Regions from separate parts of the Homo sapiens genome. Here region 1 is linked to region 2. The links are chromatin loops, found by intact Hi-C in ENCODE. Cell type or tissue: K562. All regions are shown on one strand. Links, peaks and the distances in the headings refer to the core of each region. The heading gives the core; the rest is flanking DNA. Region 1 overlaps CNNM2 (cyclin and CBS domain divalent metal cation transport mediator 2). Region 2 overlaps CNNM2 (cyclin and CBS domain divalent metal cation transport mediator 2).

Region 1 (15,838 bases), core at 6,902-11,901, 62 kb after region 2:
CACAGAAAAACATACTTCCTCCCCTAAACCCACCACATCAAAAGATAGTCACTGTTGGTTAATATTTTGGTAAATGTTCTTCTAGTTGTTGCAGGTTAATGTATGTATATATGAACAAGCAAATAAAAACATAAAAGAGCAAAACTAAGCAGAAGATGGTCCACAAAATATGATTAAAAGAGTATTTTAGCCAATTGACTTGTTTCCAGCAGAATCTCACCCCTCTCCACACCCAATCTCCCCCACCCCCATTGCACCAAAAAAAAAAAAAAAAGCAAAGAGTTTCATTTTGTCTCTTCTGTTTACCTGGAACCCCAAACCCTCAAGGATCAGACTGATGATAGCAAGATGAAAAGCAATGACTAAAAGGTAGGGTTTTTTCTCTGCTTAGTTATCAACTCTACAGAGATGAAATTATTCCTGCCAAACCTTACATCAAGGAGGTACACTAGTGACTAAAGGAAATAATCTTGAAAGAGATAAGAAAGCATGCTATCTTGTTCTAGTTGTTTTTAGTTTTAATTTTACCTCTGAAGACCTGCTCAAATATTTCCATCTCTTGAATGATTCTGAGGACTGTCTAAACCCAAACGCCACTCCGCAGAGGCTCCGAGTTGAGTCAGCACATTGTTTCTATGATTGCAGATGGGCAAATGGAAAAACTGAGGCTTTGCACACTCCCATAAAGATCAGATGATGCCCTCAATCTGTCTTTGCTAGCATGGGAAAACATTCTCCCTCTCAGATTACCAGCCCCCTACCCCCACAGCACCAAAAAAAAAACCAAAAAAACAAACAAAAAAAAACACCATAGAGTTTCATTTTGTCTCTTCTGGTCACCTGGAACCCAAAAACCTCAAGGATTATAGTGCTAGGCCGGGCGTGGCATTTCATATCGTAATCCCAACACTTTAGGAGTCCAAGGTGGAAGGACTGCTTGAGGCCAGGAGTTAAAGACCAGCCTGGGCAACATAGCGACACTTTGCCTTCTACAAAAAAAAAAAAAAAAAAAAAAAAGCCAGGTGCAGTGGAGTGTGCCTGTGATCACAGCTATTTGGCAGGCTGAGGCGGGAGGATCACTTGAGCGCTGCTAGTCAACCAGGGCTGCAGTGAGCTGTGATTGTGTCACTGCACTCCATCCTGGGCAATAGAGCAAGACCCTGTCTCAAAAAAAAAAAAAAAAAAATTTTTTTTTAAAGGACCATACTGCTCATAGCAGTAAGAAATGCAGAGTAACAGAAGTCAGGGTTTCTTCTAGTCTTTGCAAATAAAACCAAAGAAGACCCTTGATAAATTGATGTGGAGAAGAAAGATACTACAAAAGTTTTTTTTGAGATGAGGTCTCCTCTGTTGCTCAGACTGGATTGCAGAGGTGTGATCACAGCTCACTGTAGCCTTGACCTCCTGGCTCAAGTGATCCTCCCACCTCAACCCCCCAAGTAGCTAAGACCACAGGTGTGCACCACCACACCCATTTTCTTTTTATTTTCTGTAGAGGCAGGGTCTCCCAATATTGTCTAGGCTGGTCTTGAATTCCTGGACTCAAGCAATCCTCCCACCTCCCAAAGTTAGCGCTAGGATTACAGGCCACCATGTCTGGCCCAAAGTCTTTTTTTTTTTTTTTTTTTTTTTTGAGATGGAGTCTCGCTCTGTCGCCCAGGCTGGAATGCAATGGCGCGGTCTCGGCTCACTGCAACCTCCACCTCCTGGGTTCAAGCAATTCTCCTGCCTTAGCCTCCCAAGTAGCTGGGATTACAGGTGCCCGCCACCATGCCCAGCTAATTTTTGTATTTTTGGTAGAGTCGGGGTTTCACCATCTTGGTCAGGCTGGTCTCGAACTCCTGACCTCAGGTGATTGGCCCTCCTCAGCCTCCCAAAGTGCTGGGATTACAGGCATGAGCCACCATGCCCAGCCCAAAATCATTTTTAAACTTTTTATTTTTAGATACAGGAGTCTTACTCTGTCACCTGGCTGGTGTACAGTGACACAATCATAGCTTGCTCACTGCAGCCTTGAACTCCCAGGCACAAGTGATCCTCCCACCTCAGCCTCCCAAGTAGCCAGGACTACAGGTGCGTGCCACAACACCTGGTTTACGAAAACATTTAGATATTAGCTAGTCTTTCTGTGCTTATCTCCAATCCCAAGTCCCTAGACTGATAAAAAGCCACTCTAAATAGTAGAAAGAAATAGATTTGGCCGGTGGCTCAGGCTGGGCGCGGTGGCTCATGCCTGTAATCCCAGCACTTTGGGAGGCCGAGGTGGGTGGATCATTTGAGGTCAGAAGTTCAAGACCAGCCTCGCCAACATGGTGAAACCTCACCTCTACTAAAAATACAAAAATTAGCCAGGTGTGGTGGCAGGCGCCTGTAGTCCCAGCTACTTGGGAGGCTGAGGCAGGAGAATCGCTTGAACCCAGGAGGCAGAGTTTGCAGTGAGCAGAGATCGCACCACAGCACTTGCACTCCAGCCTGGGCGACAGAGCAAGGCTCTGTCTCAAAAAAAAAAAAAGAAAGAAAGAAAGAAAGAAATAGACTTGCTTTTAAACTCCTAAGCTCCAGCCAGGCATATTTTTTGTCTTGACTGACATTTTATACAACCTATTTCTTCTTTTCCTATCTAATCTGGGACAGAAAACTTACTCTTTTATGGCAGGCATGGTGACTCATCCGTAATCCCAGTGTTTTGGGAGGCTGAGGCAGTAGGATTGCTTAAGGCCAGGAGTTCAAGATCAGCCTGGGCAACATAGCCAGACTCTGTCTCTCCAAAAAAAAAAAAAAAAAGTTAAAATAAGCTGGGCACAGTGGCAGGAACCTATAGTCCTAGCTACTTGGGAGGCTGAGGTGGAAGGATCGCTTGTGCCCAGGGTTTGAGGCTGCAGTGAGTTATGACTGTACCACTGCAATCTGGCCTGGGCAATGGAGGGAGACCCTGTCACAAATACAAACAAAAACACAGAAGTGCCTGATGGTGTATATCTTCCCAATTCCATATCCGTTTCTTCCTGGACTAATACTTGATTTTGTGTCAGACAGTTAATACGTATTTATGTGCTAATGAGACCCTGTCTTAAAAAAAAATTTAGTCTTTCCTATCAAATTTCCTAAATGACTGTCAATAACCAATTGTGGATATTTCAATATCTACATATAAAAGTGGCAAGTAAAAATCCCTACATTTTTTAAAAAAACAAAATCCACTACAAGCAAATTAAAGAAGTAAATGTAAGATAACCTCAACAAACTCATGTTTTTTAAAAGCATTTTTCTATCTTAAGAACCATTTGTCACCTAACAAGTTCTGCAAGGTTGCAGGATAGAAGATCAACATACAAAAATCACTTGTATATCTATATACAAGCAATGAACAATCTGAAGATAACATTAATAAAACAATTCCATTTATAATAGCATCAAAAAATAAAATACTTAGGAATAAGTTTAACAAAAGGATTGCAAGCACACTGAAAACTACAAAACGTTGTTGAAGGAAATTAAAGAGGACCTAAATAAATGATATGACATCCCCGTTCATGGATGGAAGACTTTGTACTGTTAACATTGCAATACTCCTAAATTGATCTACAGATGCAATGCCCCTATGTAAATTCCAACTGCCTTTTTTTGCAGAAATGGGCAAGTTGATCCCTGAAAAATTCACATGGAAATGCAAGGAATCCTGACAGCCAAAACAATCTTGACAAGGAAGAATGAAGTTGGAGGATTCAAACTTTCTAATTTCAAAACTTATTACAAAGCTGCAGTAATCAAAACAGTGTAGTACTGACATAAAATTAAAGATCAGTGGAACAGATCTTAAGGTTCAGAAGTAAACTCTCAAATGTATGGCCAATTTTTTTTTTTTTTTTTTTTTTGAGACAGAGTCTTGCTCTGTCACCCAGCCTGGAGTGCAGTGGTGCAATCTCAGCTCATTGCAACCTTGACCTCTTGGGTTAAAGCGATTCTCCTGCCTCAGCCTCCTCATCAGCTGGGACTACAGGCATGCACCACCACGCTGGCTAATTTTTGTATTTTTAGTAGAGACGGGGTTTCACCATGTTGGCCAGGCTGGTCTTGAACTCCTGACCTCAAGTGATCCACCTGCCTCAGCCTCCCAAGGTTCCGGGATTACAGGCGTGAGCCACCGTGCCTGGTTACCAATTGATTTTTGACAAGTATGTCAAGACAATTCAATGGAGAAAGAATAGTATTTTCAACAGACAGTACTGGGACAACTGAATAGCCACATGCAAAACAATAAAGTTGGACCCATCCCTCACACCATATATAAAAACTCAAAATGGATTAATGACTTAAATGAAAGAGCTAAAACTATAAAACTCTTAGAAGAAAACATAGGCATAAATCTTTGTGACCTTGGATTAGGCAATGGTTTCTTAGCTATGACACCAAAAGCATAAGCAACAAAAGAAAAAAAATAGAGCTGGTTGCAGTGGCTCACACCTGTAATCCCAGCACTTTGGGAGGCCAAGGCTGGAGGATCGGTTGAGGCCAGGAATTCAAGACCACCCTAGGCACATAGCAAAACCCCGTTGCTCAAAAAATGAGTTAAAAAAAAAAAGGAAAAAAAGACAAGTTGGACTCAATCAAAATTAAAACCTTTTTCTGCTTCAAAGGTCACTACCAAGAAAGTAAAAAGACGACATATAGCATGGGAGAAAAATATTTGCAAATCATATATCTGACAAGTGACTAGTATCCAGAATATAAAAAGAACTCTTACAACTCAACAATAAAAAGACAAATAACCCAAGTTAAAAATGGGCAAAAGAACTGCATAGACATTTCTCCAAAGTTATAGAAATGGCCAGTAAGCACGTGAAGAGATGCCCAACTTCATTAGTCATTAAGGAAATGCAAATCAAAACCACGATGAGATACCACTTCTCACTAGGATGGCATTCTTTTTTTTTTTTTTTTTTTTAACAATAACAAGTGCTGGTGAGGATGCTGGAGAAATTAGAACCTTCATACATTATTCATGGGAATGTCAAATGGTGCAGCCACTTTGAAAAACAGTTTGGCAGTTTCTCAAAAAGTTAATAGAATTACCATATGATCCAGCAATTCTATTCCCGTGTATATATCCAAGAGAATTAGAAATAAATGTCCATGGCCGGGCGCTGTGACTCACGCCTGGAATCCCAGCACTTTGGGAGGCCAAGGCGGATGGATCACCTGAGGAAGAAAATTCAAGACCAGCCTGACCAACATGGAGAAACCCCGTCTCTACTAAAAATACAAAATTAGCCGGCCGTGGTGGTGCGTGCCTGTAATCCCAGCTACCTGGGAGGCTGAGGCAGGAGAATCACTTGAACCCGGGAAGGCGGAGGTTGCGGTGAGGTGAGATCGCACCATTGCACTACAGCCTGGGCAACAAGAGTGAAACTGTCTCGAAAAAAAAAAAAAAAAAAGAAAGAAGGAAATACATGTCCACACTCTTAACACTAAAAGATTAACATCTGGCCTAACAGAAGGGCTTCTGAGACCCTGCTCCAGCTCTATGGCCAACTTGCAATAGGTTGGTTTTCTGTGCCTTTAGTATTGCTCATTATTTAAAACATCCTTCATGAAGACATACCAAGCAGGGGCACTGAGGCAGAAGCCCAGTACAGACCAATGGAAGGAAGGTAGTTGTGACTCACACACTTTTAAGTTGCTCAGAACTCACCCCAATAACATGCCCAAACTAAATCACAGTCCTACTCTATGAGACCACTGAACTATCTTCAGACTAGAATGGGATTTGTCAAGAATGCAACATGCACACCAATGTTCATAGAATCATTATTAATAGGCAAAAAGTGGAAACAATCGAAATGCCCATCAACTGATGAGTGGATAAACAACATGTGGTATATCTATAAAACTGAATATTTGGCCGTAAAAAGGAATGAAATACTGATACATGCTACAACATGGATGAACCTTGAAAACATGTTAAATGAAAGAAGCCAGCCACAAAAGGCCACATTTCATTTACATGTTATATGAAATGTCCAGAATAAGCTAATCCATACAGACAGTAAATTAGTTGCCAGTGACTAGGGGGAACAGAAAATGAGAAGTGACTGCAAAGAGGTATGGAGTTTCTTTCGGGGTGATGAAAATGTTCTGTAAGTAGACAGTAGTAATGACTGCACAACCTTGTGAACATACCAAAAAGCATCAAATCACATACTTTAAAAGGGTGAGTTTTAAGATATGTGAATTATATCTCAATTTTTAAAATTTTAAAAAAGAACCAACTGTTTCAGCAGTAAAATGTTCCTCAAGAGAAATGGAATGAGTTCCTTAATACGAGCAATGGTTAGTTTTCACAAGATCAGGATTCATAATGTTCTTAGCAGATTTGAATTTTTTCCAGGTATATCATGTACAAAGTTAACAAGGAGATTTTCACAAAGACTGGCTATGATCACCCCACCCTAATACATCAACTATTTTCATTTTTTCCACGTTACCTTCCAGTGTATACATATATATATTTTTTTGCATGTCTATATTCCGTGCAAATAATCAGTGCAAATTTTCCCATATTGCTATGTGGCTTTCAAGATTATCACTGAATGGTTGGAAATAGTTCACATTTATAATTTTCTTAACTCTTTCTCCTCCACTCCTTGCCTTGAAGTGTTAGATATTTACTTCCAATTTTTCACTGTTTCTAGATAACGCTGCAACACACATACAACATAAAAAGCTAACATAGCTCTTTTCTTCTCTTGGATCACTGAATTAAGATTTCCAGGGGAAAAAAATACTAAATCATTTTTATGACACCCAGTTGCCTTCCAAAATCATTATAAATTTACACTGCTATAAGCAATACAAACTTGCTATATTAGGCATTACCATTTTTTATACTTTTTATGCAATCAGTGTTAAAATATTTTATCTTTTTTGATCTTCCTTTAGTCTTAAAAGTCTTTGGTTATTCAAGGGCTTCCAAAATCCACAAGCACTTGCTTTTAAAATGCATGCCAATGTTCACAGCAGCATTATTCATAATAACCAATCATAATGGCCAAAAAGTGGAAACTGTCTAAATGTCTATCAACGGATGAGCGGATAAACAACTCAAAAGACTTGTTGTCTTTTTCAGTTGTTTATGATTAAAGAGAATGAAGAATTATTTTAAAACACAGTATTCTTACTCTAAGGAAAGTAGAACCTATAATAAATTGTTCTGTTTTCCTTAAAAATATATATGCATGTAGTCACCTTGTCAACTGCTAGGAAAATAACAAAGCTTAGGATTCAATCACAACAAAAAGGAAAAGAAAAAACCTACAATAACTAGTCACTTTTTTTTTTTTTTTTTAAAAAAGACATGCTCTTGCTCTGTCACCCAGGCTGGAATGCAGTAGTACAATCACAGCTCATTGCAGCCTCAAACTCCTAGATTCAAGCAATCCTTCTGCCTCAGCTTTCCTAAAAGCTTCCTAAAGTGCTGGGATTACAGACATGAGCCACTGCACCCAGCCTAGCCACTCTTTTTTTTCTTGTTTTGAGACAGAGTCTCGCTCTGTCGCACAGGCGGAGTACAGTGGCATGATCTCGGCTCACTGCAACCTCAGCCCCCTGGGTTCAAGCAATTCTCCCACCTCAGCCTCCTAAGTAGCTGGGACTACAGGCACATGCCACCACGCCCGGCTAATTTTTGTATTTTTAGTGGAGACTGGGTTTCACCATGTTGGCCATGCTGGTCTTGAACTCCTGACCTCAAGTGATCCACCCACCTAGGCCTCCCAAAGTGCTGGGATTACAGGCATGAGCCACCACGCCCAGCGAGCCTAGCCACTTTTAGATTTCAACACCAATAATAATTATAAGGACACACGCTAAAATGTCTCTCTTGACTATCAGGCTCCAGTCAAGAGAATGACCAAGAACAATTGCTATGGTTTGAATGCGTCCTCTCAAAATTTCATGTTGACACTTAATCCCCACAGTAGTGATATTAAGAGGTGGGGCCTTTGGGGGAAGTGATTAAGCCATGGGGACTCTGAACCAGCGCCTCATACAAGTGCTGGAGGGAACTAGCTTAGGCCCTTTTCACCTTCCATTTCTCTGCTATGTGAGGATGCCATATGAAGGCTCTCACCAGACGCCAGTGCCAGTGTCTTGATCTTGGACTTCCCAGCCTCTAGAACTGAGAAATAAATTTCTTTTTTTTTTTTTTTTTGAGACAGAGTTTCACTCTTGTTGCCCAGGCTGGAGTGCAGTGGCGCAATCCCGGCTCACTGCAACCTCCACCTCATGGGTTCAAGAGATTCTCCTCCCTCAGCCTCCTGAGTAGCTGGAATTACAGGCGCCCACCACCACAGCTGGCTAATTTTTTGTGTTTTTAGTAGAGACAGGGTTTCATCATGTTGGCCAGGCTGGTGATCTTACCTCAGGTGATCCACCCGCCTCGGCCTCCCAAAGTGCAGGGATTACAAGCATGAGCCACAATGCCCGGCCACCTTCTATTATTTTTAAGTTACCCAGTCTGTGGTATTTTGTTACAGCAGCACAAACAGACTAAGATAACAACCAAGAGCCTACAGAAAGAATTGTTATAATAAAAATACTGGTTAAGCACAAAGTGCCAGGTACTGTTAGAAACATTTATATATTTATTAGTACAATAATTCTTACTAAGTACCATATGAGTTAGAAAATATCCCCATTTTACTTTGAAAAAAACTTAGGGTTAAAGAGGATAAGTTACTTGTCCAAAACAGATCCAGGAAGAGCACATTGTTCTTAACCTTTGCATTAACAGATGCTATCCTCCCCACAGCATGTGAATTCAAAAAGAAGCACTCCCACCTCCGAATGACAGCAAGGGAGGGTTAAATAGGATGACACGAAGATCTCACCGTCCATTACAGCAGTGTTTATGTTCAGTCATAGCACTAATGTAACACAGGGAGAGGGTTTGGCATCCCCATTATCCATCAACATCTAAGCTAGACCACAAACCTCTAGTTCCTCCTTCGAAAGCCTGCCACCACCCCCTCCTTTTTTTTTGAGACAGAGTCTCACTTTGTCGTCCAGTGACGTGATCTCAGCTCACGGCAACCTCCGCCACCTAAGTTCAAGTGATTCTCCTGTCTCAGCCTCCCAAGAAGCTGGGAATTCAAGCACCCACCACCACGCACAGCTAATTTTTCTGTATTTTTATTAGAAACGGGGTTTCACCATGGTGGCCAGACTGTCAGTCTGGAACTCCTGACCTCAAGTGATCCACCTCCCTGGGCCTCCCAAAGTGCCGGGATTACAGGCATGAGCCACCACGCCCAGCCAACTGCCACCCCTTTTTATCCCTCTGTATAGACATCCTAGAGTTGCCAATGTCTGTGATGTTGAAAGAAAGAATGCTTCTTATTGTCTCTTCTTTTCAGTGTTGGTATGATTTGGGTTTCTTGTTTGTGTGTTCTGAGAAAAACAAAAAGAGATGAAAAGACAATACTTTAAAAAACTGTATTCAATCCTAGTGATCCACTTCCACATGTTTGAGTTTAATAGTACTCTTTATATGTCAAGCAAATCTTAATGAATTGAAAGTTTACTGTCAATAACATATACATACACACATATATATATATTTAGAGAAAAGGGCTCATTTGAAAAATATATACCACTTTATAAGTAACTACGCATCTAATTACACTCTACAGGTTTGCTCTTAAAAGTTTATGTAAGGCTGGGTGTGGTGGCTCACGCTTGTAAACATAAAATTTTATATTGAAAATAAAAGCAGGGGTCAGGCATGGTGTCTCATGCTTGTAATCCCAGCACTTCAGGAGGCCGAGGAAGGCAGATCACTTGAGCCCAGGAGTTCAAGATCAGCCTGGACAACATGGCATGACCTCGTTTCTACTAAAAATACAAAAAAAATTAGCCGGGCATGGCAGCGGGTGCCTGTAATCCCAGCTTCTCGGGAAGCTGAGGCATGAGAATGGCATGAGCCCAGGAGGTGGAGCTTGCAGTGAGCCGATATCGTGCCACTGCACTCCAGCCTGGGCAACAGTGCGAGACTCCATCTCAAAAAAAAAAAAAAAAAAAAATTAGCTGGGTGTGGTGGCACACGCCTGTGGTCCCAGGTACTCTGGAGGCTGAGATGGGAGGATCACTCGAACCTGGGAGGTCGAGGCTGCAGTGAGCTATGCTAGCTAGCACCACTGCATTCCAGCCTGGGTAACAGAGCAAGACCCTGTTTTGAAAATAAATAAGTAAAAGCAGGAAAACCCACAGAACAGTTCAGTCTGTTTTGTGGGTTTTCTTGGTTGATGATATTTTAAATTGTGTTTAGATTTGCTAATAATTAAAATTAACCAGCCCCTCACAATGGTTAAGAATGCTTCAGGAAAGATAGTGTGTAATCCCCATAAAAACCAAGAGAAAACGCAGACAAGTTCCTTTCCCGCTTCATCCAGCTCCTACTTAGTCAGGGCTGGTATTTAACTAGGGTCTCTCCTCACCTAAATGTCTATGCTCAGACTTCGGTGATCCTAGTAACGCAATAACTTCTACAAATCAGCATGATTCTCTGTGAGAATTTCACTTATATTATTTGTTAAAACTTGGGAGGTGTGTGGTACAGAGGGTACACAAATGCACGAATAGGACATGGGCTTCAAATGCTTTGATGAACATTTCCATGGAAATTTTACAGATCTGTATGTACTGTGAACAGAAATGAAAAGTCAAGGAAGCTTCACCCCCACAGTCCTAACCAAATCCAATCATCATTACTCTCACAGAAGAAATAATCAATGAGAAAACAAATCATTAAAGGATATCCAAAATAAGCTAAGTCAAATAAAACATCTTATATTTAATTACCTGAGGCTTCAAATAACCTAGGTATCAACACTCATTTCCTAAAATACCCTCCTAGTCTAACCACAACAAAGTAAAAAACTCAGTTAAACTAAGATAAAAATAAAACATAAAATTAAATAAAAATGAGCTCACACACTTGGACTTATTTTCTATATAATAAAATGCTTGTCAAAAATTGCTTGAATCCAGGGCATCTAACATATTGACAGGAAAATCACGAGACCAATAAAAACCAACGGTAACACTCACTATTTGTTTTTTCAATGATGCTGCTACCTTCATCTCTGAATAACTTGGGACCAGAAGACCAGCCTGCTGGAGCAGGAAGAACTCCAATCTAGAAGTCAGGGACATGGGATCTAGTTCAGTTGATGCTACTAGCTAGGTAGGTGGCCCTAAATAGGTCATTTACTTTGTTTTTTCTCTTTCTCAGGGTTTACTTTCCTTAATCAAGGGGCTGACTAGACCAGTTTTTCCTAAACTCACCTAACCATAAGAAGTACCCCAGGGAAACTGTAAACGACATGGATTCCAAAAGCTCTTTCCCAATTCAGAGGTCTCTGGGTGAGGCCTAAGACCTTACTCTTATTAAGTGACCCAAGTAAATCTTTTTTTTTTTTTTTTTTTTTTTTTTTTTTGAGATGGAGTTTCGCTCTTGTTGCCCAGGCTGGAATGCAATGGTGCGATCTCAGTTCACCACAGCCTCCGCCTCCCGGGTTCAAGCAATCCTCCTGCCTCAGCCTCCCGAGTAGTTGGGATTACAGGCATGTGCCACCATGCCCGGCTAATTTTGTATTTTCAGCAGAGACAAGGTCTCTCCATGTTGGTCAGGCTGGTCTTGAATTCCCTTCCTCAGGTGATCCACCCGTCTCAGCCTCCCAAAGTGCCTGGATTACAGGCGTGAGCCACCGCACCCAGCCCCAAGTAAATCTTATCATCAGGTAAATCTGGCAAACACTGGACTAGATAATCCTCAAGCTGCCTGCCTTCCAGCTCTGATTCTGTATTATCTGGATATTTCATAATAGTGTTCTAAAAACACACAAAATTACAATCATTTAATGTATGTTACTGCACAAAAATAAATGTACAACATCATGAAAACAAATATATCAGCTCCCGGTGACACCATTCATACCTTTAAACACTAATAAAAACATCTTCTGGCCAGGCATGGTGGCATGCACCTGTAATCCCAGCACCTTGGAAGGCTCAGATGGGAGGATTGCTTGAGGCCAGGAGTTCAAGACCAGGCCTGGGCAACATAGCAAGACCCTAACAAATACGTATAAAATAATTAAAAAAAAAAAAACAACTTCCTAGATTCAAGGCAAATACAACACTTAATTTGGTGAGAAAAAAATGTGTTTAATATTAAGCTCTCAGTATATTAATATGGAGAGATTTGCTGAGTTATAGAAAGAAATTACCTAATATCTTAGGTGAAAACTGTACAGTGCATTCTTTCCTTGAAGAACAACATTATCTGGTGATCCCACCTGTTACTAAGAAAAAGCTAGAAAAGAGGCTGGCTAAGTCCCTAGCAGCTGTAAATAGCATGCTCTGCAATACTGGAATGCAACTGTTATAAAGCTAAAAGAAAAACAATGAAACAGTAACTGGTTACAAATTCTTCAAATGCACCTCAGCATAGACAACTTGGTGGCCCAATCTTTTGTGAGGACGGTTTTGTCAGGTGAATGGAGAGCCTCTAACATGCTTTCCACACACAAAGGTGGCAGCCTTTCATTTTGCTTTTCCTTCCCCTACACTACATTGCTCTAGTTTTTCTAAAATTCTCATAATCCTCTAGCGGTATTTACTGAATTTATTCTCTTATTTAGACTTGTAAGTAACTACAAAACTAACACACACAAAAAAAGAGAAAGGTTCCTTGCATGGAATACAGAGAGCAGAGTTGTGTAAAGGATGCTCATTAGCAACCAGTTATACAGATAGATTCAAAAATGTAAATAAAAACCAAGATTAAAACACAAAACTGAGTTTGACCAATTACTATGTGACCCTTGCAACAGAAACAGATAAGAAACCAATAGTGAAACATGATTACATAATTTAGCTATGGGAAAAACAGCTGTAGAGCAGCCCATGGAAGAAGCACATTAGTACAGCACATTGTTAGTACAAAACTTTCCAAAATGAATCTTGATGCTGGATATGCAAATGCTGTCAACACAATTCTTTAGACTTAGGATCACACAGGCCAAAAAACTGTTTTAATGGCAAAAAAGGGGACACCAGTTGTTATGCACAACACCACAGAAGCACTGGGTTTAAAGCCATATATATGTTTAAACACATTTCTTTTCTATTGCCCAACAGGCTCTGAGGCAGTGTTGAGACAAAAGACTAAACCTCACACTCAGTAAAATAGAAATGTCAAACCAGGATCAAGGAGAGCAGCATAAGAGAGAGGTTAAGAGAGCAGGTTCTGGTGTCACAAAGACCTAAGTTAAAACCCCAAGGCACAAATTACTGTGTGACCTTGAACAAATCATTTCACCCAAGTCAATTTCCTCATTTGTAAAATGGAGATAATACTTCATTCAGCCATTTGAGATTTAAACAAGGTGATTCATATAAAGCCCCAGCCCCTGTACCTGGCACAGAATACATAGGTAAGTAATAATCATCACCATCATCATGATCAAACTGTAAAATCAGCACAATTACTGTCTCAAATAAAGCCAAGAGTTTCCTGGTAGCCAGAGAAAAAAGACAATCACAGTTCGAATCCAGCCTGGGCAACACAGTGAGACCTTGTCTCTTGGGGAAAAAAAAAAGGAAGAAGAAAGAAGACATTCACATATACTAATATAAAGGTGGCTTTTCTTCCCACATTCAGAACATTCTATTTCCTCCTCTTTAATAAAGAACAACTCAGACTAATTCTCTACAGCTATATACAGGAAAGTCTTCAATACAGAAGTTCTTAACTAGGAAGGACAATTTTGTTTCTTTTTTTTTTTTTTTTTTGAGACAGGGTCTTTGTCCCCAAGGCTGTAGTGCAATGGCACCATCTCAGCTCATTGCAATCTCCGCCTCCCAGGCTCAAGGAATCCTCCCACCTCAGGCCTCCCAAGGAGCTGGGACCACAGGCACACACCACCACGCCCAGCTAATTTTTGTATTTTTTGTAGGCACGGGGTGTCACCAGGTAGCCCAGGCTAGTCTCAAACTCTTGGGCTCAAGCCATCTGCCCACCTTGGCCTCCCAAAGTGCTGGGATTACGGGCATGAGCCACCATGCCTAGCCAAAAGGATAATTTTCAATGAGATCTGGATCTATGATCTAACTGGTCTGGGGAGTTACAATTGGTATTGTTGGGGTTGTTTGTTTTGTTTTGGGTTTTCTTTTGTAAATGAGGAATTTAGGAGAGAGGTAGAGGAAGAAAAAGTCTTCAAACCATTTAATACGCCGTTATTCAGTAGAGAAAAATAAAAGGTTGATTGTTAACACTGTCATAATTGATTTAGAAAATGAAGACATGAAAATCAGGTAAAATGTTTTAACTCAGACATAAAAAAAAGAACCAATATAACTGACAGTAAGGTTAAAGTAACCAAACTGATAATAAAAAAAAAATCCAAGAAAGGGAAGGTGAAAAAATCAATTATTCCCATAGTTTAAGTAACAAATATCCATTCTGTCCTTTTAAGATCATGGCTTAAATTTCCCATTTGCAACCAACTATCTTTGCCTGCTCTTCCGAATATGCCACTAGCTTGAATGTATGCCTTTAACTTGGACTATCTTCTTAACCAAATACATCATTCTAGTTAAAGACAAAAATTAAATCTTGTGCATTATTATTTTTCTAGAATTCATAGGGAAATATTAGTAATTCCATCATTTAAAGAATACATTTCAAAAAAATACTGAGTGGTAATTCTGAAGGAAAAACAGCTCCTCATGAAAATAAATCCATCATAGAAAAATTGTTCAAGGTCAATCAAGCACAAATTTCAAAATAATACGAATTTTGAAATTTTGAGTAAGGGCGGCATTAAGGAGCTGTGAGGTGAAAAACTAAATTCTCAAGGTAAAAAGATATAGAAGTGAAGAAAAGACTTCAGCAAGAAGTACAAACTAGTGTTATCAATTCATGAGTAAATGTGCAAAATTCTAAGTAATAAAAAACTCATGCAATAGATCATCTGTATCAATATTGGGAAATTTAGCAATAGAAAGACTTTCAGGGGCATTTCCAAACATCCCAATATATCTTTCTGTATTACAGATATTACTGCAAAATGAAAGAAGTTAGATGCTCTAATTAACAACTTAGTGGTGAAAGAATGACACCCCCAAAAGAAGCTATGTCACCTAGAGATACTGGACATTTTCTTTTTACTATTTAAGAAACCAGAAGAACCTCCTTCTGCTTTTAAATGCAAATTTACCAATCTTCAAAGCACATTCTGCCCTGTTCCTTTACATAAAACTTACTACAATGTGATCCTGTTCTAGAGAGGACATCATTCAACCAGAAAAATGGCATTAGGACAACCATACACTCTTTGAGTATGTTCAGATCATCACATCCAGTGAGCTGTCACCAGGTACATATCACCTTTTTCAGAGGAGAGACTACTACCAGTGATCAAAATTCTATTTGAAGAAGGGAAACTTGGTTTTGAGGACTATCAGGTCACGAAAGGTTACATACACATTTCAATACCTGCACATGCCCTAGCATCTTAATAATTCAAAAACTCAGCATCCCTTGGTTTTCAAATAACACTATTTACTGGAAACATTCAGAACTTCAATAATAATAGTACAAGTTGCTATTTACCTGTTCATTATATGGTCAAACGAACAAATATAAATGATGTACTGTATAAGCATCTTGGAACGGTGAGAGTTGACGGAGACATACTTCAACTTAATGTATCGGATGATCAAGGTGGAAAAAAAGAACACGTTAAACTGAAAGAGTCAAGAAATAAATAAGCCC
Region 2 (15,838 bases), core at 6,075-11,074:
GCATGTGACTTCCACATTTTAGACAAATGCTACATAAATATTAAAACCAAGAATCTAGACCTCACATCTGTCTTCCCATTATATTTATTCTTCAGAATTCGAAGCAAACTTTTATACATATTCAATATCCAGAAAGAGAAAACAGAAAACAGGAGAAAACTATCAAAATAATATTTGGAAAGAACATGCATCTTCAAACTAAAATGGCCTATCAATGGCCCGAACAGCAAGTTGTAAAAGACCTATTTCCAATCTTTCAAAATACTAAGATTCTGAAAAGCTTCCAGAGAAATCAGTCACCTGCAGTGGATCAAGAATTAGGATAAAACTGGCCTCCTCATTATTAAGACTGGATGCTTGCAGACAATGAAGCAATCCATAAGAATTCTCAGGGAAAATTCTCTTCAATCTAGAATTCCATTCTCATCCCAACTCTCATCAAATGTAGAGCTAAATGAAAGGACTCAGAAAGTATCCTTTCTCTTCACCTTCTTTAGGACAGTCCTTACTGACATGTTTCATCAAAATCAGGGAGTATGTCTAGAAAGGAGAGGATATGGGATCCAGGAAATAATCTAGGAAAGCAGTAATGGGAAGTCACAGGATGTCAGCTCTAGAGAGCAGTCAGCCCAGTTTGGAGAAACAATGTGCTCTAGGAGGAGGTTGGAGATGTGAGTGAATAGAATAAGAGAATGAATTATACAATGGAGAGCTTGAAAATAATTGAGGACATAACAAAGGCAAATATCTCGTGGAAGAAAGGCCATGAGAAAATAAATGCTGTACAAGGAAAGAAAGGTATACTACTAGGATATGAAGTGAACAATTTTTATGTAATTATGATAATGCAAATAAATTAACTTTTAGATTCAACCTATTCACAAATCAAAGTTTTTTGTTTTGTTTTTGAATCAGGGTCTTGCTCTGTTTCCCAGGCTGGAATATAGTAGGGCAATCACAGCTTACTGAGCTTCAACCTCCCACCTCGGCCTCCCGAGTACTAGGACTACAGGCATGCGCCACCATGCCCAACTGATTTTTAAATTATTTGTAGAGACAAGGTCTCCCTATGTTGCCCAGGCTGGTCTTGAACTCCTGGCCTTAAGCAATCTTTTGGCCTCAGCCTCCCAAGGTGCTGGGATTACAGGCGTGAGCTGTTGCACCTGGCCCAAAGAAGTCTTAATTGCAGTTATAAACAGTATGAAATTTCATCAGCCTTGATGAAGAAAAGGCCTTGATAATAAAAAGTGGAAAAAAAAGATGGCAGAATATAGGGATACAAGAGGGATGGCCAAATAAAAAGGTAGAGGCACTGCTGTTGTAACTACTGAAAGCAGAAAAACAATAGAAAAAAAAAAATGAAACCAAACCTTCATTCTTTGAAAAGATCAATAAAATTGATAAACCTCTAGAAAGACTAACAAAAAAGAAAGACATAATATAAATTACAACATCAGGAATAAAAAAGAGGGGAATACCATTACAGACCTCACAGATAATAAAAGGATAGTAGGATAATACGATAATTCTATACACACAAATTGGACAACTTTGATAAAATGGACCAATTCCTTAAAAACTCCAAACTATGAGGCCAGGCACGGTGGCTCATGCCTGTGATCCCAGCACTTTGGGAGGCCCAGGCAGGCAGATCACCTGAGGTCGGGAGTTTGAGACCAGCTTAACCAACATGGAGAAACCCCATCTCTACTAAAAATACAAAATTAGCTGGGGGGAGTGGTGCATGCCTGTACTCCCGGCTACTCGGGAGGCTGAGGCGGAGGTTGTGGTGAGCCGAGATCACGCCACTGCACTCCAGCCTGGGCAACAAGAGTGAAACTCCATCTCAAAAAAAAAAACTTTAAATCAATGGAATGCCTACCATCTTTCTCCAACCCCCACCCCCACCAGACGTAACACATTTTTAATAAGCTAACATGGTTTATTAAATTAGTACTTGTAAACTAGGGGCATCTAATTCTGAAATTATCTACATAACCTGAAAACTTTCCCCCAAAAACTCTACATATAATAGAACAAATATTATTTTAAAGGCAAAGCTGAGTTAGCAAGAAAGAGAAAGGACAGGTGTGGCTCACACCTGTAATCCCAGCACGTTGGGAGGCCAAGGCAGGTGGATCACTTGAGGTCAGGAGTTCAAAACCGGCCTGGCCAACATGGCAAAACCCTATCACCACTAAAAATACAAAAATTAGCTGGGCATAGTGGCACATGCCTGTAGTCCCAGCTGCTTGGGAGGCTGAGGCAGGAGAATCACTTGAACCTGGGAGGCAGAGGTTGTGGTAAGCCATGATCATGCCACTGCACTCCAGCCCAGGTGACAGAGCTAGACTCTGTCTGGAGAGAAAAAAGGAGGAGGAAGAGGAAGGAGGAGGAAGAGGGGGAGGAGGAGGAAGAGGGGGAGGAGGAGGAAGAGGGGGAGGAGGAAGAATAAGAAGAAGAAAACCCCAGGAGCCAGAAAAGCAGAGAGAACTAAAAACCAAACGCATGTGGGCAGCCCCTTTCCTGAGCTGGGATGGCAAAATAGAGATCTACACCCATAATATAGGGGATAGGGTTTTAAAAACCAACATGAAGAAGAAAGGAACATTTGGTCGATTGGCATTGAATATTCTCCTTTCTTTGTAGGTCGTCTGCTCTGTACCATGAAGGCTCAAGAGCCTCTTCCAGCTAGGGCTCCTGATGTAATTAGGTTCCACCAATCATATGCACTAACATGGATTTGGAAAGAGAAACTGAAGACCTAGTTCTGCTACTTTGCAAACAGGCATAGGCCAAGGCATTTGATTGTTCTGCAGCATCATTAGTTGAGTGTACAGTGTCTAGTAACTAGTGTCACGGGTATCAGAGGCAAGGCCTGGGTATTTACTGTGGATCAAAAGCAGATGAGCATGATTCTGGAGCCGACAGCTTTAGTGGAGGCTTCCTGATCAGTGTGGTTTCCTAACCATGGCAGTGGTCATGTGGTTCTGGGTTGGTTTTTAAAACCCCAACTGGCAGCTATTTTGTTGGCCAGTTTTGTGTGTGGCTTTGAGAATTGTTCCTAAAGACAAAACCCTCTAGAACGTAAGTTCCTCAAGGAAAGTGAGCTTTGTCTGTTTTGTTCACTAATGTGTTCCCCAAGAACCCAAAAATAGTACTAAACATATGGTAGATGCTCAATAAATATCTGATTGAATGAACAAACTTGAAATCTATTTCTTCAGCCCTTCCGGCAATTTTGTTGGTGTTTAATGCTTTATGGTAAACCTCTCCTGCTTAAACTAACTAGAATAAATTATATGTCTGCAACTTCACAACTCATATCAAGTAAGGAGTAGAAGTTAAGATTTTGAGCCGGGTGCGGTAGCTCACGCCTGTAATCCCAGCACTTTGGGAGCCCAAGGCGGGTGGATCACTTGAGGTCAGGGGTTCAAGACCAGCCTGGCCAACATGGTGAAACCCCGTCTCTACTAAAAATACAAAAATTAGCTCGGCGTGGTGGCATGTGCCTGTAATCCCAGCTACTCACGAGGCTGAGGCAGGAAAATCACTTGAACCCGGGAGGCAGAGGTTGCAGTGAACCAAGATGATACCACTGTACTCCAGCCTGGGTGACAGAGTAAGACTCTGTCACACTCACACACACACAGAAAAAAGATTTTGACATAAAGCCAGAACCTCCAAAGGGATGCCCCTTTAGGAAAAGAGTAGACCACAAAGAATCTGCCCACCAAGCCAGGTGAGCTGCTAAGGACACTTACCTGCCTCTGCTGAGGCTCTGGGAAGGAAGGAAGGAAAAGTATACCCTGAAAATTTTTAATGACAGACCTACACCTTACGTAGGTTTGAAGCTTAAATTTTTACTACCTTGGTCGTCCTGAAACCTTTAAGTCAAGAAATTAACAACAAAGAATACATCCTCAACCAAAGCCATACAGGATTCCACAGGTAAAGCTCTTCTTGGGAGAGAGAAACAACAAAAAACCTACTCACAAGCCACAATCACAAACAATAGGAGGAAACAATCCACTATAAGCAAAAGGCAACAGACAAAACAAAAAACATTCCAAAATTATCAGATAATAGAATTCTCTTTGGAAAAAGTTATACAGAAGTTGCTGCAATCCAAAACTTTTGACCAATTAAAGGGTGAAATCAGGTAAGTTAGCCCCTGCTAGTATACAACTAGGGAAAACTTACCTCTCCTAAGTCACAAAAGTCTTAATCTTCTTCCCACAAAAATTCAGCTTCAGGAAGTCTAACAGCAATCCTAAGGAAGTTAGGGAACATGTCTAGCCAAACTAGATCAATAATCTACTCTGACCATGGGAAATATTTAAGACCTCATAGTTTAAAGCAAACCTTATATCACATAAGTTTCTCAACGCACATAAGTAAACATAATGATGGTAAATCCAAATGCTATGGTAGGCTCAAAGGAGACCATGCATCATCTAGTCATTCAATTAACATGTGCTGAGTATCAAGTTCTATAAGCCAGTTACGAAAACAAGTAAGACAAGGACCAAGAACCTGCAATCTAGTCAGAAAATACAGATATGTATGACATATTCTTGGTTGAAAAGACCTTTTTTGAAAAAAGTGATGGTGCTAGGTAGATGATAAACTGACCTACACATTAGTAAGGCAGGAATCTACTGTTTACCACTATCAAAAATCCCTCCTAGATCACAGATACCCTAGTGAGGCTGCAATTATGACCTTCATTTTCTAGGTGAGGAAACTGAAGTTTAAGCAGATTAACTTGATTTGCCCAACATAGATCCCCAGCTGGAAAATCAGAGAGCTGAGGTTCAAATACAGGGCTGACTCCAAAGCCCTTGCTGTGAACTACTGTGGTACCGAGGCAGGCTTGAGAATCAGCAATAGGCATGGAATCACATTCCCATTCACAAGTAGGTAGACTGCACAAAGGTCAACCTCCCAGCCTCCCAGTCCCCCTTTACACACACTCCATTCTCACTCACTCACAAACCAAACAGAAAAGAACTGGAGGCCGGGCACGGTGGCTCACATCTGTAATCCCAGCACTTTGGGAGGCCGAGGTGGGAGGATCACTTCGAGATCAGGAGTTCGAGACCAGCCTGGCCAACATGGTGAAACCCATCTCTACTAAAAATACAAAAATTAGCAGGGCTTGGTGGCAGATGCCTGTAAATCCCAGCTGCTCAGAAAACTGAGGCAGGAGAATCACTTGAACCCAGGAGGCAGAGGTTGCAGTGAGCCAAGATCACACCACTGCACTCCAGCCTGGGCAAGAGAGCAAACTGCATCTCAAAAAAAAAAAAAAAAAAGGAACTTGGAGCTTGCTCCCAGTAAAAGGCTGCCCCCACTACAATGTGGGTACCTGGGCAAAGTTTTTGGCAAATATGTTTACTTTGGAAGCAAGTAGAAGAATGTCAAAGTATGTGATTCCTGTACTCAGAAAGCTTAGTCTAAGTTTATACTCAAAAGATTATTTGCTCAAATTGTCCACAAATATGTAGTTTGCTCAGGGATTTTAATACATCAGCATGTACATATCAATTTGTATGTATAGTACATACAGGTAATGTAAATGCAAATGTATATAGAGAAAAGCTATAAAAATTGCTCTAAAAAACTTTAATGTAATAGTTCATACAGCTGAGCTAAATTTACCTTTACCCCATCTATGGAGAAAAAAAATAAAATGTTTACTAAATAAGAGTATAACCAAGACTAAGTGTTACTGGTTAAACTATTAAGAACTCTTTCAAAGTAGACTCAAGCACTTAGAAGCATCTATTTACATGCAAAACCAAGGCTCAGGTAATTGCAAATTCCTTAAGGACCAATACTAGGTAATATATTGTGGTTCTAGTCTTTAATTTATCAGTACAAATGATAATATAACATTCCTTGAAAAATGCTCTGTATTTAAGATCTTATGCTAGTTCAGAGTGGCCTTCCCTCTACTCCTTCAGATACTCCAAATTAGTATAGCTTTACTTCAGACGATGGAATTTAAGAAATGAAAGAATCAAAATTCTGATAGTTAAGCAAGCCAAATATGAAAAAGCAGGAGAGCACTGTAATGGAGGAAAGCAGATGGAACAGTTCAAATCCTAAGATCAGATACTGTAATCTTAAAATGGGGCAAGGAAGTAACCCAAAAGAAATATTACTAAAAATAAATATCCTTTTAATCAATATCTTATTTGCTTCCATTAATTATTTCCATCCCTTTTGAAGTTGGAGGGATTTTATGAAGAGAACCAAGTAAGAGAAGGGGCACACCATTTCAAAATTTAAAATTTCTGGCCTGGTGCGGCGAGTCACATCCGTAATCCCAGCACTTTGGGAGGCCGAGGCAGGCAGATCACTTGAGGTCAGGAGTTCGAGACCAGTCTGGCCAACATGGTGAAACCTCGTCTCTACTAAAAATATAAAATATTAGCCTGGCATGGTGGCACACGCCTGTAATCCCAGCTACTCGGGAGGCTGAGGCAGGAGAATTGCTTGAACCTGGGAAGCAGAGGTTGCAGTGTGCCGAGATCGCACCACCGCACTCCAGCCTGGGCAACAGAGCAAGAATGTCTCAAAATAAAATAAAATTTCCTACAGCCACAATGGAAAATGTAAGAATTGGGTCTCATTTGTACACAGAGATAACTATTCCTACTCTCCAATTACAGTGAAAGTTCTCCATGTAGGCTGAGGAACAGGGGGTAAAAGAAATCAGAAGGTAAATTTACACAAAGATCTTTAAAGTTCCACACCGTCAACCATTCAAGGCACTGTACATTAAGGAACGGACAGATACACACTTCTCTCACACCTCAAAGAACAAAATGCAAGAGTGGATGGAAAGAATATCAAAATTGCATTAAAGATCGCTTCACTCTGTTACAAAACAAGTATAGGTGGTCAGTGATGAGTGTTCTGGTTAGGAATGAGGCTCATTCTACGCCCACCCCTTTCACTTTTACTTCCAAGAACTTTGTACACATGAAGACTTAGAGCCATTGCTATAGCTTAAAGTTAGAATTCTCCTACTTAATGCCTATTGGGAACTACACTAATAGAAACTGTTTCTATTATTTTTCTGATTCTATTCATCTATACCACTTACTAAAGCCATCTTGCTCTTCAGTTTTCTTAAACTGGCCAGTTTAACCTTAGCCATTCCACACTTTTATTCCCACGCAAAATCCCTACAATTGCTTATCCAGCTTCTGTAGCATCCCCATCCCTAGTAACATAATTCTATACATCTGGGGGCACACAAGTAGCCAGTGTGTCCTGTCTACTTGAAAGTTTAAGACCGGGCACGGTGGCTTAAACCGGGCGCGGTGGCTCACACCTGTAATCCCAGCACTTTGGGAAGCCAAGGCAGGCGGATCACCTGAGGTGAGGAGTTCGAGATCAGCCTGGCCAACATAATGAAACCCTATCTCTACTAAAAACAAACAAACAAACAAAAAACAACAAAGAATTAGCCAGGTGTGGTGGCACATGCCTATAATCCCAGCTACTTGGGAGGCTGAGGCATGAGAATCGCTTGAACCGGGGAGGGAGAGGTTGCAGTGAGACGAGATTGCACCACTGCACTGCAGCCTGGGTGACAGAGCCAGACTCTGTCTCAAAAAAAAAAAAAAGTTTAATGGATATGAAAAGTAAGAGGCTGTTATAATTATTATATTATACCTTTTGTACAATCACTAATCATCTTTAAAGAACTAGAAGCCCTATAGTTAAACAAAGGAGTATAGGCATTAAGAAACCCCAAATTGTATTTTATTTTGAGATAGGATTCTCACTCTGTCGCCCAGGCTGGAGTGCAGTGGTGCCATCTCAGCTCACTGCAACCTCCGTCTCCTGGGTCAAACAATTCTCCTGCCTCAGCCTCCCAAGTAGCTGGGACCACAAGGATGCGCCACCATGCCTGGCTAATTTTTGTATTTTTAGTAGAGATCGGGTTTCGCCATGTTGGCCAGGCTGGTCTCGAACTCTTGACCTAAGGTGATCCGCCCGCCTCAGCCTCCCAAAGTGCTGGGATTACAGGCATGAGTCACCATGCCCGTCCCCAAACTATCTTTAAATGTACCATTTTTTTTTTAAACTCACTTTAAGAACATAAAGCAAATATTTTCTCTTCCCTAAAATACAAGGAAAGCCTAAATAAAAATAAAACTTTATTTGTTGAAGTAACCTCCAAAAAAAAAGAAGAATGAAAAAAATAAAATAAAGACGACCCCAGCTAAGTCTTTAGACAGAATTTACTCACTGAACAATGAGTAATTTAACCTTGACTAGTTAAGTCTCAAAAATGTCCGATTCTTGGGGAACTGTTCGGATGGCTGAAAAGATAATGAAAGTTTCCCCTGCTCATCCTGACATTTTGCCAGGGTTTTTGCAACAGTAGTTTGCTTATCTAAATAGACATACGTTACTCAGTGAAGGTGAACTGTTGAGCTGTTCCTGTTTGCACAGAACTAAATATTTAGAATTGTAATCGGATCTGTCTGGTGTTTAAGGAAACCAGAAGAGCAACAACAACAAAAGTTCAAATCATACAAGCCTGTGTAGTTAGACAACCAGGGTTACTACTGAGTACTTCTTATTCTAAATCCTATACTCAAGGCTTCTAATCTGCTTAAGTTTTCAGAAGTCAAAATCATTCCCTTTGAAAGGGCTCATTCACAGGTGACTTCTAGAGCAACTAAGGAGAAAGTTAGTCGGTCACCTAAGCCATTAAGCCTCACTTCCGTGGAGAACAAACTTATTGATCAAAGCACCATAATGGCTTTGATGCTGGACTCAAGAATATTCTCTAATTGTGGATGAAATAGCTGCTTTTCTCAATGCTATTTTTAGGTATAATTAAGTGCCCAAAAGATAGGGTGTGGGCAGAATTTTACCAAGGAAGAGAATTTTAACCCATCATTTGGTAAAGTTAGCAAATGATGAGCTGAGGTCCCTGGATGCTCTAGGGCAGCTGCAGAACGAGACATTCACTCAAACTGTATGCCAAAGTATGTGTGTGTATGCATACTTCTGGGGAAAAGGTCTATACTTTGTATAAGATTCTTAAAATGACATGTCAAAACTTTGAGAATCCCAGACCTATAGAATTTCTTTGTGGTCAAACGAAAGCACTTTTGTAGTATCTGTGTCACTTTCATTTGCACCTGTGAGCATTCACAGGTTTCAGTCTAAAACGTATTAACACCCCTGACTACAGTAAGGGTCTTGAGACCCTATCTTTGTCCCACGCCTTTTCAATATTTCTATTATTATTTTTTTGAAACAGCCTCGCTCTGTTGCCCAGGCTGGAATGCACTAGGTGCAATCCCGGCTCACTGCAACCTCCGCCTCCCAGGTTCAAGTGATTCTCCTGCCTCAGCCTCCCAAGTAGCTGGGATTACAGGCGCCCACCACCACTCCCGGCTAAGTTTTTTTGTATTTTTAATAGAGACGGGGTTTCACCAGGTTACCGAGGCTGGTCTCAAACTCCTGACCTCAGGTGATCCACCCGCCTCGGCCTCCCAAAGTGCTGGGATTACAGGCATGAGCCACCATGCCCGGCCTTTTCAATATTTCTAAATCAATTAAGTAGCGTGGTGCATACAGCTGATTAACAGGTCTCCAGAATTATCTGCTGCCACAGTTCAGGTCTTCACATTGAGGCCTCAGAGAGAAGACAGTGGACTCTGACCTTTGGCTCTGGTCTCATTATCTTTGGAACCTTAATTTCCAAAGGAAAATAGTGATAATTCCTGCCCCACATTTCACACAACTGTTGGGGGTGACAATCTTGAACCAAAGATGTAGGGTGTTTTATTTTTGTTAGAGCAGAGGTTGCAAACCATTTTTGACTATGTATTCTATGAAAATGTTGAGTACACCTCCCTAATTTATATTTACTTATAAATTATATATATTACAAAATATATACATCATGAAATCCATATAAAAATAAGCTTGGCCGGGCGCAGTGGCTCAAGCCTGTAATCCCAGCACTTTGGGAGGCCGAGGCGGGCAGATCACGAGGTCAGCAGTTCGAGACCATCCTCGCCAACATGGTGAAACCCCACCTCTACTAAAAATACAAAAAAATTAGCCAGGCGTGGTGGTGGGCACCTGTGGTCCCAGCTACTCAGGAGGCTGGGGCAGGAGAATGGCGTGAACCTGGGAGGCGGAGCTTGCAGTGAGCCGAGATCACGCCACTGCACTCCAGTCTGGGTGACAGAGCGAGACTCCGTCTCAAAATAATAATAATAATAATAAGCTTAATGTATATGCATATTCATTCATATATATATATGTAAGTCCTACTGCATCCCAAGGCACAGCTACATGCAATTTACCTTGAGGACTACCGCTTTAGAATATATCATTTTCTTTATGGTTCTCTAATTTCTTCTTCTTCCTTCAAACTCTCCACCCTCAGCCTTTGTACCCTAAACCCTCTGGTTTTCTTCCTCTGAACATTCTCCTTCAGCAGTTTACTTCCTGCTTCCATCTTTTAAATTTGAGCTTTCATATTAGGTTTTCTGCTCTTCTGGGGACACCCTCCCTTGGCAATGTTGTCTTACTAACCATCAGCAGAAATCTGTGCTTGTTCCTTCTGTGTTCATCTGCAACTACTGAAATTTATACTTGAATCAAAATATCTCACTATTAGCAAATCACCTAGCCCACCCTACCCATATGTCAACACTTACACAAAATCCCTATTATTGCTTATCCAGCTTCTGCTGAATCACCACCTCTAGTAATATAATTCTACGATCTGGAGGATAAAAACTTTTTTTTTTTTTTTTTGAGACTGAGTCTTGCACTGTCACCCCGGCTGGAGTGCAGTGGCGCAATCTCGGGTCACTGCAAGCTCCGCCTCCCAGGTTCACAGCATTCTCCTGCCTCAGCCTCCCAAGTAGCTGGGACTACAGGTACCTGCCACCATGCCCAGCTGACTTTTTTTTTTAAGTAGAGACATGGTTTCATCGTGTTAGCCAGGATGGTCTCAATCTCTTGACCTCGTGATCCGCCCACCTCGGCCTCCCAAAGTACTGGTATTACAGGCGTGAGCCACCGCGCCCAGCCACAGGACATTTTCAAATGGCTCTACTTTTTGGAAATTCTACTTTGATTAAGCTGAAACTAACTTCCCTATAACTTTCACATTAATTCCAGTTTGGCTTCTGAGGCTTTACAAATGGTCCATCACCACCCATACTCGGGAGAATCACTTGAACCCGGGAGGCAGAGGTTGCAGTGAGCCGAGATCACACCACTGCACTCCAGCCTGGGTGACAGAGTGAGACCGCCTCAAAAAAATAAGATAGAAGTAAGGACAAGATCACACAATTATATTTCAGTTATAATCTAGGCTTAGATTGTCAAATATCTAGTTGTAGAGTGAGCACTACCCTAAGCCTTTTACACACTCAAGTCTAAATCACATGCATTATCTTTGTAATCTTAAAATTTAGTCACATGATGACTTTCTCTAAGTAAAACAGGGCAAGTGAACATCGGAGCTAGTCCAAGCCCTATAAACCAAAACAGGTACTGAACATGACAGGTACATCAGGGCAAGCACAGACATGGTCTGGAGGTAAGGTGCAATCACTTTGGCACCAAGCTAACAGGTAAACAGATAACACTAGATATTTAAAAAACTTGTGGGTCTCCAAGCTGATGGATAATACTCTGAAGTCTGAACATGCCAACCATTTAGGAGACATCACTCCTCAGTTGGCAGGGCCCATTCACTTTGTTTAGAAGGCCCCCCTTTCCCAATCCTTTTACTAGTCCCTTGAACAGCTGTCATTAAATGATTACACTGTTGCTAAAAGACAGCTATTCTATCAATCTGAGCTGGTCATGTAAACAAAACAAATATTCTGCTGTAGAATAAGGCATAAAGTACTTATCTAGCCCCTAGGAACTTCCCAGGTAACTCAAGTTGTCTGGCCACGCAGTTTGGAGACTTGATGGCTAGAAAGAACATGACTAAGAGTAGCCAGTAGGATGTCAAGGAAGAACCTGAAGGAGAACATAAGTGAGACAGGGTCTGCTGGTTAGTTTAGAGCCATTCCCTTGGAAGAAAGGGACCATAAACACTTCCTGTATCTAGCTTTGATGAGGAGGAGCTTGGTATGTAAAGAAGCTTTCAGAGTTCTCAATGATGTTGACACAGAAATTCTCTCAGCCCCTTTGCCGGACTCACAGCAGAATTTTAAAATTTTAAAATTCTTTTTAAAGAATTTTGGCTATATCAGACAAAATAGGAATATACAGAGGAGGACTGCTAATTACATGAAACAAGAGGGTGAGAAGGGGAAAAACTTGTTTCAGATGGAAAGGATCCGCTATTCAAATTGTTTTAGAAAAAAAAGATAAAACAATCTGCAGCAATTTAGAATTCTCAAGGTCTGCCAGGGTTTCCTACACAAAGCAGGAATTTTGCCCAACTGCTGCAGAAAGTTAAAAAGAAAAAAAAGACTTTCCCTTCGTTATTTCCTTTTCATGTTAGAAAATATTAGCAAAATTCATCGCTTCTCGGCCTTTTGGCTAAGATCAAGTGTAGAAAATATTAGCAAAATTCAGTCTTTTTTTCTGTCCTTAACAAACTGACATTTAAAATAAGAGTAAAGCCCGGGCACAGTGGTCAAGCCTATAATCCCAGCCCTTTGGGAGGCTGAGGTGGGTGGATCATTTGAGGTCAGGAGTTAGAGACCAGCCTGGCCAACATGGTGAAACACCACCTCTACTAAAAATACAAAAATTAGCCAGGCGTAGTGACAGGCGCCTGTAGTCCCAGCTACTTGGGAGAATCACTTGAACCCGGGAGGCAGAGGTTGCAGTGAGCCGAGATCACACCACTGCACTCCAGCCTGGGTGACAGAGTGAGACCGTCTCAAAAAAATAAGATAGAAGTAAGGACAAGATTACACAATTATATTTCAGTTATAATCTAGGCTTAGATTGTCAAATATCTAGTTGTAGAGCGAGCACTACCCTAAGCCTTTTACACATATTCCTTTAAAATTACTAGTAACATCAAAAAATTTTCCTGCAAGAATCTTATACACATGAAGACCTGGAGCCATCACTTAAAAATTAAAATTCCCCTACTTAATGGCTACTGGGACTAAGAAATTATTTCTGATTATTTCTCTCATTCTGTTAATATATAACACTTCCTAAAGCCATCTTACTCCAGCTTTAATTGGCCAATTTAACCTTGGCTATTCTACATGTCAACACCACATAAAAACCCTATAATTGTTTATCCAGCTTCTGCTGAATCCTCCTCCCTAGTAAAACAATTCCACACATCCATCAGGGGACAATAAAGAACATTCCCAAATAGCTTTATTTATTGTCTTGGATTATCACATAAGTTTTTAACCTCTCTGGGCTTCAGTCTTTATTCACGTAATCTTCATCCATAACTACATGCATTCATTTATTAACTCTTTCAAAAAATATTTACTGAACAACTACTGCCAACCAACAGTAGGCTCATAAAATTTACAATCTGGCCAGGCACAGTGGCTCACACCTGTAATCCCAGCACTTTGGGAGGCCAAGGCGGGTGGATCACCTGAAGTCAGGAGTTCGAGACCAGCCCGATCAAACCCCATCTCTACTAAAAATACAAGAATTAGCCAGGCGTGGTGGCGGGCACTTTAATCCCAGCTACTCAGGAGGCTGAGGCAGGAGGATCGCTCAAACCTGGGAGGTGGAGGTTGCAATAAGCCAAGATCCCGCCACTGTATTCCAGCCTGGGCAACAGAGCAAGACTCTGTCAAAAAAAAAAAAATTTACAATTTAAGTGCTATGTAAAATGAAACAAACTAGGCCAGGTGGCTCATGCCTGTAATCCCAGCACTTTGGGAAGACAAGGAAGGAGGAGCACTTGAGCCCAAGAGTTCAAGACCAGCCTGGGCAACATAGAAAGACCCTGTCTCTACACAAAAATTTAAAAAACTAGCCGAGCATCGTGGTGTGCACCTACGATCCCAGCTACTTGGGAGGCTGAGGTGAGAGGATCACTTGAGCCTGGGAGGTCAAGGCTGCAGTAATTTTTGTATTTTTAGTAGAGACAGGGTTTCACCATGTTGGCCAGGATGATCTCAATCTCCTGACCTTGTGATCTGCCCGACTTGGCCTCCCAAAGTGCTGGGATTACAGGTGTGAGCCACCACGCCCGACCTAAAAAATTTATATATATAAATATATATATAAAATATATATAAAAATATAAATATTTTAAAGACAGCTAGGCTGCTTTGATATTGTCCATTTAAGACCTAAAATTCCATAGTTATATAATATATAGCATATATTTTACTCCTTAATTATCAAAAAAGCAAAACACAAAAAAACTTGTCATTAATAAGAAATATAATATTTAGATCACACCTGAGCAAGGTCTTTTTTCAATCCTGGGAGGAAATTTCTAGTTCTATCACAATTTCCTGTCCTAACAATTAAAATCAATATCAAAGTTGAACAAACAATAAGCCACAAAATATGGGTCTCCTTTCAAATTATGAAAAGGCTGGAATTATTAAGTAGAACTAAACACCATAGAGTGGATGAAGTAAACTCATGTTTAAGGAATAGTTTTTAATATTCAGTTCTGTTCACTTGTCAGCTTTCTGTAACTTAGATTAGTTTAATTAATGTTAATTTTCCATACATTCCAAGATTTAGACTGTAATATAAGTTTATTGAATGCAGCACCAATGACAAAACTGTATTGCAACTCCATCACTAATTAGTTTAAAAATGTATTCTTCAACCACTCCTCTGAAATAACAATGAGTATCGTCATCCAATTCAGAACAACAAACATTCACATAAACAAGTAGGAACAGTCTTGTTTCCAGTTGCTTACAAGTTCCAGAGTCAAATTAATACACTCATGAAAACAATTACTTATATCGGAAAGCCCTAAAGCCACAAAGAACTAACTACCCATCAAAGCTTTACAGTCTTGATTACACAGGGGAATGCAGCTAGGCCGAGCAAACAGCCCAAAGCTGGGCCAGCTTCTCTCTCCTGCAAATTAGTAATGGTCTATGTTTTTCCTCTTCTCTGCCAAATCCTTGAAGAAGGAACACACTTCAAATACAAAAAGAGCCAATAAAAAGAACCCTAAAAATACCTTCTATTCCTGAGATCTAATCATTTCATTCATTTGTCTGACAAATATTTATTATGTACTCACTACTGCAGGCCCCAGGCTAACCCTATGCTGGACTGGGTTGCTGTCTTCAGTGGAGCTTAAGGTCTAGAGAGACAGACCAATATGAATCAAATAATATAGCCAGTGTGATAATTATGAAATAACAATAACCAAGTGCTAATAGTGAGATTTAAAGGAGAATCTTACCTAATATAAAAAGGCAAAGAACACCTCCTTGAGAAAGTGACGACTGTTTAGTCGTCTGAAGGATACTAAATATCTTAAATTTTTTCTCTGCACATTTGCATGGATAATTTTTCTGGTCACCAAATGACTATAGTTCCAAAATAGGATATTTCTGAATATGTAGTGGATATACTTCAAATGTAAGAAAAGCACTTATGCATTCCATTTGCCCTCCACTGTTACCATGAGAAAAGCACACCTTGGCTAGACCACTGGTCCTCCAAGAAAGATGAAACAAATGAAGAAGAGGCAGTCACCCTAGTCATTCCAACCAAGGCCATCCTAGATCAGCTAATAGCTGGCCAACCCTCGAGATCAGCAGAGCCTCCCAGCCAACTATCCTAGACATATGGCCAATAAACACTTACTATTATGTGCAACTGAGGTCTCTCAGTGATCTGA

Evidence for each region. A loop is a pair of places that touch in the nucleus more often than their neighbours do. Peaks named below come from ENCODE experiments on the same cell type or tissue, not always from the same donor. Only the 100,000 strongest peaks of a DNase experiment are listed, where the experiment ranks them.
Region 1: a loop joins it to region 2, with 2.0 times the contacts of the local background. A loop is called at or near these places in 5 of 110 quality-filtered maps.

Annotation. Positions count from the first base shown.
Region 1 is chr10:102,920,954-102,936,791 of GRCh38, reverse strand. All of the region lies in intron 1 of CNNM2 (cyclin and CBS domain divalent metal cation transport mediator 2), which reads right to left. Among named protein-coding and RNA genes, the nearest start is that of CNNM2, 11 kb to the right of the region's middle. In K562, for the core only: no CTCF peak of the experiment used is centred there; a DNase peak (open chromatin) is centred at 8,951.
Region 2 is chr10:102,981,754-102,997,591 of GRCh38, reverse strand. All of the region lies in intron 1 of CNNM2 (cyclin and CBS domain divalent metal cation transport mediator 2), which reads right to left. Among named protein-coding and RNA genes, the nearest start is that of CNNM2, 71 kb to the right of the region's middle. In K562, for the core only: no CTCF peak of the experiment used is centred there; a DNase peak (open chromatin) is centred at 8,381; H3K4me3 peaks cover 974 bases.